Regions from separate parts of the Mus musculus genome. Here regions 2 and 3 are each linked to region 1. Evidence: chromatin contacts called from ENCODE POLR2A ChIA-PET data. All regions are on one chromosome and are shown on one strand. Each heading gives the region's core, a stretch centred on a gene start or an enhancer-like site at or near the end of the contact. The rest is flanking DNA. Distances are from core to core; before and after follow the strand shown. Region 1 holds the start of Ddit3 (DNA-damage inducible transcript 3). Region 2 holds the start of Os9 (amplified in osteosarcoma). Region 3 holds the start of Cdk4 (cyclin-dependent kinase 4).

What was found. ChIA-PET counts read pairs that join two places held with the same protein, here RNA polymerase II (POLR2A).
Region 2: POLR2A ChIA-PET joins it to region 1 with 10 read pairs in Patski. The contact joins the promoter of Os9 here to the promoter of Ddit3 in region 1. POLR2A ChIA-PET finds 5 or more read pairs at or near these places in 3 of 5 experiments (Patski and embryonic stem cell).
Region 3: POLR2A ChIA-PET joins it to region 1 with 25 read pairs in embryonic stem cell. The contact joins the promoter of Cdk4 here to the promoter of Ddit3 in region 1. POLR2A ChIA-PET finds 5 or more read pairs at or near these places in 4 of 5 experiments (Patski and embryonic stem cell).

What each region holds. Positions count from the first base shown.
Region 1 is chr10:127,289,410-127,292,123 of GRCm38, forward strand. It overlaps Ddit3 (DNA-damage inducible transcript 3), which reads left to right and starts at 1,384. Exons shown (of 4, transcript NM_007837.4): 1 at 1,384-1,482. It also overlaps a transcript of Mbd6 not described here.
Region 2 is chr10:127,119,870-127,122,608 of GRCm38, forward strand. Os9 (amplified in osteosarcoma) reads right to left here and starts at 1,291. Exons shown (of 15, transcript NM_001171026.1): 1 at 1,088-1,291; 2 at 500-676. The coding sequence starts at 1,249.
Region 3 is chr10:127,062,111-127,065,147 of GRCm38, forward strand. It overlaps Cdk4 (cyclin-dependent kinase 4), which reads left to right and starts at 1,425. Exons shown (of 8, transcript NM_009870.4): 1 at 1,425-1,649; 2 at 2,110-2,343; 3 at 2,475-2,610; 4 at 2,725-2,892. The coding sequence starts at 2,126.

The DNA.
Region 1 (2,714 bases), core at 134-2,633:
GTCAAGTCACATGACCTCTGCCTGTCACTGACAACCTGGTCTGTCTTTAGGCCAGGAGAGACCATCTGGTCCAACCCACCCCCCACCTCTACTAACAGAAGGGGAAATGAAGGTCTGGAGCGAAGGAGCAGTCTGGCCAAGGACCTGTCACCGTCGCACCATCCAATAGCAACCGGTCTTGGTTCAGTTTCTACTTAAACTCTGGCTTGCCCCTCTTGAGTCTACGACAGACTATGTAATAGGCCACCACATGGCCTCTGTTTTCATGGCACAAAAAAAAAAAAATACGTTTTGCAAGATGTTTTTACTTTTACTCAAGTTTTCTCCACAGAGCTGCTTTTTACCTTTATCGTTGTTTAATTTACAAATGAGTAAGGTAGAATCCTTGGACAAATTAAACTAGAATCTGTGTTTCCTCTGATGACCCAGTCCAGGGCAATCATGCGTTCAAGTGCATGCACGTCCCAGGCTCTACTGTAGGTCGTGAACTCAGACAGCTAGAGGCAGGAGGCCAGCTCCTCAGCAGGGAGTCACAGGACTCGCTATCTCGGAGAAGGAAGAGGGTGGATACTGGGCTTAGTGAAGGGCGTAAGAGCATCACACAAAGCAGGGGTGGGATGAGGAGGAGGCAGCAATCTACACTCTGTAAAGAACTTCAATCCTAGCACGTAATGGACGATTCAGAAACAAGCGTTAAAGGTGCCTCTCTGAGAGAAGCGGGTGGACTATCAAGGAACTCAGTCTTTGGGACGCATTAGAAGGCTAAAAGAGGAGGAGAGCTCTTAAAAGATTCGAGGAGATGTCAATCCAGGTGAACAAATTGGAAACTTTAAAGAGGTTCCAGAGCCCCGGTGCCCATTAGCTGGGAGGGGCCAGGGAAAATGGGAGCCTTTCATGGAGGAGTAAGTTAAAGGTGATGGGAGGTGGGCAGACAAGTTCAGGAAGGACAGCCGTTGGGGCCGTTGGACACTGGGAGCTGGCGCTCCGCCCTCTTTCCTCTCTCCCCCATAGCCCCCCTCCCGCACCTCCCACCACCATCGACGTCCCCTGCGCGTGCGCGCGCGGACACCGGTTGCCAAACATTGCATCATCCCCGCCCCCCCATCCCCTCCCTCGCCGCGCTCTCCTCCGCGCGCGCGCATGACTCACTCACCTCCTCCGCGAAGCCGCGTGACCCAAAGCCACTTCCGGGTCCGAGACAACGTAGACTCTCAAGCCAGAGGGCGCGATGGGGGTGGGGCCGTGAGACTCCTGAGTGGCGGATGTAAGGGATGAGGCGGAGCCAGTGCCAGCGTGCCGCTTTCTGATTGGTAGGCTCCTGGACCCTGCCCCCCCCCCAGGAGGGGCCGGACAGCATAAAGGATACTCGCTCTCCGCTCTTGAGGTCAGTTATCTTGAGCCTAACACGTCGATTATATCATGTTGAAGATGAGCGGGTGGCAGCGACAGAGCCAGAATAACAGCCGGAACCTGAGGAGAGAGGCGAGTACTGGCTCCGTCTAACCCTTACCTTCCCATCCTGGCCAGCATAGCTATTTTATAAAGTTGGAGACAACTGTTCTGGAGGATGTAGCCCCACCCCTTCCACTGTAAGCTTGTAGACTGGGAAGGGTGAAGGCCGGGAATCCCTGATTCAGGAATGGTGCTTACAGGCCCTCTCTTGCATTGGGCGATTGCATTCCCGTTCCCTTGTCTCGAGTTGGTCCCCACTCTGCAGAGGGACTCCGGTTGCCTTCGGGAACTTGTCTCTGTAGTGCGAACTGCGGGCCAGCTTAGGCCTGGGCAGTTCGCAGGAAAGGCGGGGCAGCAGGACACACCCCCAAAGTCGGGGACTCTGGCTGTCTCAGCCTTTTCTTCACCAGCCTCATTCCCCCCAACTCTTTCAAGCTGAAGCGCCTCAGTCAAGGGGCCAACATGGCCACGTTAGTAGCTGACTCTCAAGTTCAAGAGAACGCGAAGACTGACAGATCTTTGCGAGTGGGGGTGCTGGTGGGAGGAGCATAGATGGGTTTTTCCCTTTTCCCCAGAGGTTTCTAGGTTTCCATACAAGAGAGCAGCCTGGATCTCTTTAACTATGGGAAATTATTTGGGATCTCTCCAGGGTCTTCTGCTTCTCCCAGGGCTGATTGATCTCTGCTTCTTTCCTCAGTCCCGTCTCCTAACTAAACTGTGTAACCATTGCGTCAGGCCAGCCCACTGTTTGTCTCTGCACCCTCAGGCCTGGGGCTCCTCTGCTGATGAAAGCCAGGTCCCACACACTGGAAGACCAAGGGAGTTTTCCCTAGAGGACAACCCTGCAGAGAAACACTCAGGGCAATATTGCATCTGCAGTCCCCAGAGACAGCCAGCTCCGCTCTGCCTTTAGGCTCAGTGGGCTTAATTCTCTATAAGGGAACTTGGGGGAGGGGCTTTTTCCCCATTCATTCCTAACAAATGCCTAATAAGCACCCACTATGTACCAAGTATCTGGGGACCCAGGGTATATTAGGAGCAAAAGATAAAACTGTTCTCAATAAAACTTACATTTCAGTATAAAGCAAAAGGGAAAAAAAAAACAAAAGCAGGGCAGAATAGTTCAGGGCGGTGACTAGAGGTTGTCATCAGAAGCCAAGCCTGTGAGCCAAGCCCCGGTGTTAGAGCTTTATAGAAGGGAGAGGCTGAGCAACAGAGTTAAGATAAGCATGCCATGCCGGTATCTTTAGGAACAGGACTAG
Region 2 (2,739 bases), core at 41-2,540, 170 kb before region 1:
CACCCATGCCCTTTCTTCTTCTTTTCTTCTTCTCTTCTTTCTTCTTCTTTCTTCTTTCTTCTCAGACAGGGCTATGATGCTCTGTGACCCACCTGGGATCACAGGCATAAATCATTCCCTGCCCTCCATAAAGATAAGAAATCATGGTATCCTTGAAGCACTTGGATGAGGACTCCCACAGGTTCAAGTATTCACTGAACTTCGTGGAATACAATGGCATCCTGAGGTAATGAGCAATAGGAGCAGGAGGTGACTTTACAGGTAGGCTCCAGCTCTTCTGGTCCCACCACCGTCCTTCTGATGTTGGTTTAACCTATTTTGAGATCTTCTATCTTAACCTTTCCCTACATTCAGCAGAGTCTTTGCTTTGCACGCCCCCACCCCACCCCCCACGCTCCCCCCCCCCCAAACATATCTAGTACACCAATGGCCCTTTAACTCCCACTGGCCTCCATTCCGGTTCCCAAGCCTTCCCTCCGCCCACCCCAGTTCCTTTCACCTTCAGCAAACAAGGGGCATCTCTCATTGGGCTCAACAATTCAGGGATCCCGGGCCCCTGGTAAGCAGGCGTCTCCTCCTCTCTTTCACGTTGGAAGTGAATAGCTCCAGCTGGTAGGCGGCACTCATAGCGCTGTTTGTACTTTGAAGACACAACCACCACGTCTGAAGCTTGGCTCTGGGAAAGAAGGGTCGGGAAGAGGGGCAGGGAGGCAGAGGCTGGGACCAAGAACAACGAGATCCCTCTTCAGACCCTGGGGACGTGCCCAGTGGAAGAGAGAATAAGCCACAAGTCCTCCAGCTGCCCCGGCTGAGCGGAGGAGAGGGCGTTCTCGCTTCCCCACCCGGCGGGGTCCCAGTGATTTCACTACGACCTGGGGAACTAAGGTCTACAGTGGGGAGCCCTACCCCTGTCGGTGCCTGGTCTCCGAGGATGGGTCTGCCTGCCATTCCCAGCAGGACCGCAGGAACACCACCATCCCTTCTCCATTCCCCCATTCTCCCGAGCCCGGTGCGCAGTTGCCCTTCCTCCTCCACCGTGCGCCCCTTCCTCTTGCACAGGACCCTCACCTCGCCCCACACCCCTTACCTGCCCTCCCATGACAGGCAACGGCAAGATCTGGATGCCATAACGCATCTCACTCAGCTCCTCCAAATTCAGGCTCCCGACACCGCCCGTCAGACGCGCAGGTAACAGGAGCCCTAGAAATAGCAATCCCAACAGACTGGACAGCAGCACCTCCGCCGCCATCTTCCGCTCCGTCTCTGCTAGAGATGTCCCTTCCGCCCCAAACCTGGCAGCGGCCTCACCCGCCCATTAGCGCCCCAAGCTTTCATTGGCTGTCCGGGAGCTCTCTCTTACGTAACGCATCCTCATTTGTAAACGTGGCGTCAAAGCCTCCAGGGAGGCGGGTCGCATTGTTAGTAAAAATCAATAGCTGTTTCTGATTGGCCAAGAGCAACAACCAATCATCGGCGAGATTGGGCCCCTCCCCTCCTCGCTCCTTAATCCTGAGGTGTGGTATGTGGCTGTGTTCTTTTGCCTGTTGTCTCATCCCCAGCTGTCGGAAATAAACCTTCTTACTATTTTTCATATATTTCTTGCAATGTATGGCATCTCCATCGGGCAGAATATTGAAGCGGATGGTGAGTGCGGGGGATATTTTTGGAAGTTACTTAATATCTTTTCAAAATATACTATACAGAAGCATGCTTCTTCATAAAAATATACATATATCGCACAGATATTTATGTATGTACATATATAATTATGTACATATTTACATTTATATACACACAAATATACATGTACATATTTTTATATACACATATATGATAATATATTACCAACAACCAAATAATCTGTGTCAAAACCTGAATTTGCCCTCCAATAAAATTATTTTAAGAAGGAGAGTGTGGTAGTGCATGCCTGTAATCCCGACACTCATGACACAGAGGCAGGAGGCTCAATAATTCAAGGTCATCCTCTTCCATATTGTGAGTTTGAGACCAGCCTTCGATATTTGAGTCACACTCTCAAATACACACAGACACTGGCTTAGCAGGGTTCAAGCTGCATCACAGTTGGTGTACACACCTGGAATCCAAGCAGTCATCCTTGGCTACATAGAGTTGGGTTCAAGCCTGGAATACATAAGACTCTGTCTCAAAAGAAGAAGAAATAATAATGGAGCCAACAGTGGAGGTAGATGCCTATAATTATAAGCTGAGGCAAAAAGATGAACAGTAGGAGCCAGCCCAGCTTATGAATAGCAATCTTTGAGGAGGAGGAGGAGGAGGAGGAGGAGGAGACAAGGAGGAGGAAGGCAGGGGAGAGGAGAAGGAAGAACTAAAAATAAGGGCCTTCTGGTTAAAGTTGGGCTGGGTCTTGGGTATGTGGGTAAAGTGTCTGTTTGTCCAGACTGTAAGGGAAAACCTGTAAAAACAAAAGGGAAATGAAGCTGGAAACAGACGGTAACTGAATTAGCAACCCTGAGAATATCAATTCCTAGACAACGGCAAACGAGAGACATTATATACCATTGGAAAATTTCTGCGGGGAAGCTCACCACGCCAGGGGAAAATCTAAAAGATACACAGACACATATCCTGCTTTTAACACCTTGGGTTATGTGCCTGCACACAGACTTTTCGATCAGATCTTCATAAGACCTCACAGTTAAAAACTCGGAAAGCCAAGCACAGTTATCTATCTAAGGGAAATCCTTAATACACAAGAAA
Region 3 (3,037 bases), core at 175-2,674, 230 kb before region 1:
TCTAGTGTCTCAAATATGATTTTAGAATTTAGGGTTCAGGAATATAGCTCAGTGACTGAACCCATGCTTACTGCATATAAAAACACTAACTCCAAGCCGGGTGTGGTGGCACACGCCTTTAATCCCAGCACTCAGGAGGCAGAGGCAGGCAGATTTCCAAGTTCGAGGCCAGCCTAGTCTACAGAGTGAGTTCCAGGACAGCCAGGGCTACACAGAGAAACCCTGTCTCGAAAATCCAAAAAACCAACCAAACAAACAAACAAAAAAACACTAACTCCAATCCCCAGCACCCCCACCCCAAATCAATTTAAAATAGCTCTAGATTTTAGGCAATTTTTCACAAATGGGAACATGGTCCTTCATCCCATATCCCTAAGAGGTGGGAGACAATAAAGGAGTTGGAGCAGACGAAATCGTCACACAGATCTACCTCTGTCTAACTAGATTTCTGTAGGCAGACCATTTAGGAAACGCTGATCAGATCAAGAATATGTTCTAAGCTGGACTGGGGAAAAAATAGGAACATGACCCCAACGAGGAGTTGCAGGTTTGCAAAAGGACACGTCATCTTCCAGCAATGTGGTGGTGACTGACCCTGGACATGCTTACCCTGTCATCTGTTTATGCAATCACATATATATGTAGCAATCTTAGTGTAAAGACTCTTGTAAAATCAAGAACCCCTATTTTCAATCACTTCTTGCTGCTTTTAATATTCCTGGGGAGGTTTACAGGTTGGGAAGAGGGAGGGCATTAAATTGCTGCCCCCCCATACCCATACAGTGGCTTATTATATTTCCTTCTGTCCATCTTTTAATCCTAGTTTCCTCCTCAGATAGAAATTATTTATTCCCTGTTTTATAAGACCACAATTACCTATACTAGTTATCTTTATCATCACTTCAAAGGGCGAGTGACTGAGACACCAAAACAAAAACATCGCATACCAACTGGAAGGAAGCACTTAGTAAAATTGTGTTGAATGAATGAGTAAAAGAAAGACACAAATACGAATGTTTCCCCATGGCGGTGGAGTGGAAATGTTACAGCACCATTTCTGGCACCAGGATCTCCCACTAACACCTCGACCTCCCGCCCACTCAGAGACCCATAGTGAGACTGAAGATGCGCTCTGGCTCGGCCTTGAGCCCAGAGTTGAGAGCTGGTTGGCCCGGTTGCCATGACACCGCCTTGTGCTCCACCCTCTCTCGCCCCCACACACCCCCTCGGCAGTCAGGGTATGGCAGCCAGTCACGTGCCACACAGCGTAACCACACCTCTGCTTCCCAGCGCAAAGTCAAGGGGTCACGTGGGATAGCAACAGGTCACGTGGCCGTCAGGGCCCCGCCCCCTTCCCCACCACACCCCTCCCATCAAAGCAGCCCGGGTTGCCCACTGCGCAAGGGTGAAGATCACGTGTCCAGAACGTCCGGCGCCCGCCCCGCCCCCCGGGTTTCCGCGCGCCTCTCTGGCAGCTGGTCACATGGTGAGGGTGGGGGTGAGGGGGCCTCTCTAGCTCGCGGCCTGTGTCTATGGTCTGGCCCGAAGCGTCCAGCTGCCCGGGACCGATCCCCGGTGTATGGCGCCGCAGGAACCGGCTCCCGGGCCCAGATAAAGGGCCACCTCCAGAGCTCTTAGCCGAGCGTAAGGTGAGTGCAGTCTCATCCAGGATCGGGGGACCAGTCCCCGCCACCACCAGCACCCTCCAGCTCCCCACGCGTGCGCGTCGCTGGCTGATTATGGAAGGTGGCCCAATGGCGGGAAGTGGGGCCTTTGTGGTCGCGGGCAAGGGTGTGATTTTGGAGAGTGAAGTGCAGAATCTTCGGTGCAAACCCTGTGCACTGTGTGATCCTCTTTGTGCCTAGTGCGATGTCCTCCGAAAGGAAAGAAAGCATTCTTTTTCTTCCTCCGGGACAAAACGTGGCCGGAGGAGGAGGGTTTGATGGGAGTCTTTGTGTTACCTAAGGCGCGGGCCCTGGAAGTGTGGAGGGGTGGGATGTTGCTGATCGCGTTGGCGAGGTCTTGTGCAGGAGTTCCTTTGTTACCGCCGGGTCATCCCCCTCCTAACCGTGAGAGTGAGTTTGGTATTAGAAGCCTCTGTGATTGTAGATCCCCTGCTTCGAGAATGGCTGCCACTCGATATGAACCCGTGGCTGAAATTGGTGTCGGTGCCTATGGGACGGTGTACAAAGCCCGAGATCCCCACAGTGGCCACTTTGTGGCCCTCAAGAGTGTGAGAGTTCCTAATGGAGGAGCAGCTGGAGGGGGCCTTCCCGTCAGCACAGTTCGTGAGGTGGCCTTGTTAAGGAGGCTGGAGGCCTTTGAACATCCCAATGTTGTACGGTGAGAAGGTTGGATTGGGAGTGGGGCGGAGAGGACAATAGGACCCGTAAGGCAGGAGTGGGACCCTAGAACGCCAGAGGCCACGTTGAGACAAAGGGGACGACTAGCTGGTGATCATTTGTTCTTCTCAGGCTGATGGATGTCTGTGCTACTTCCCGAACTGATCGGGACATCAAGGTCACCCTAGTGTTTGAGCATATAGACCAGGACCTGAGGACATACCTGGACAAAGCACCTCCACCGGGCCTGCCGGTTGAGACCATTAAGGTGAGTAGGGGTGGGGCTGGGGGCGAGGGTGGACCGATCTTTGCAATAGAAGTTGTTGGGATTTTGAAGTGATACATAGTTTCCGGTGTTCTGTGCTTTCTTCTTGAAAAACAGGATCTAATGCGTCAGTTTCTAAGCGGCCTGGATTTTCTTCATGCAAACTGCATTGTTCACCGGGACCTGAAGCCAGAGAACATTCTAGTGACAAGTAATGGGACCGTCAAGCTGGCTGACTTTGGCCTAGCTAGAATCTACAGCTACCAGATGGCCCTCACGCCTGTGGTCAGTAAAAGGCGTTAGCCGACTAGGTTGTGATAGGGGTAGCTCTTGGTGGTTTCCCATAGCAACTGAGGAGTCTTGTACATGAAGTTTTCAGAGCCAGGCAGGTCTGGTTCGTGAGGTCGACACTCACTCATTTCTACTATTC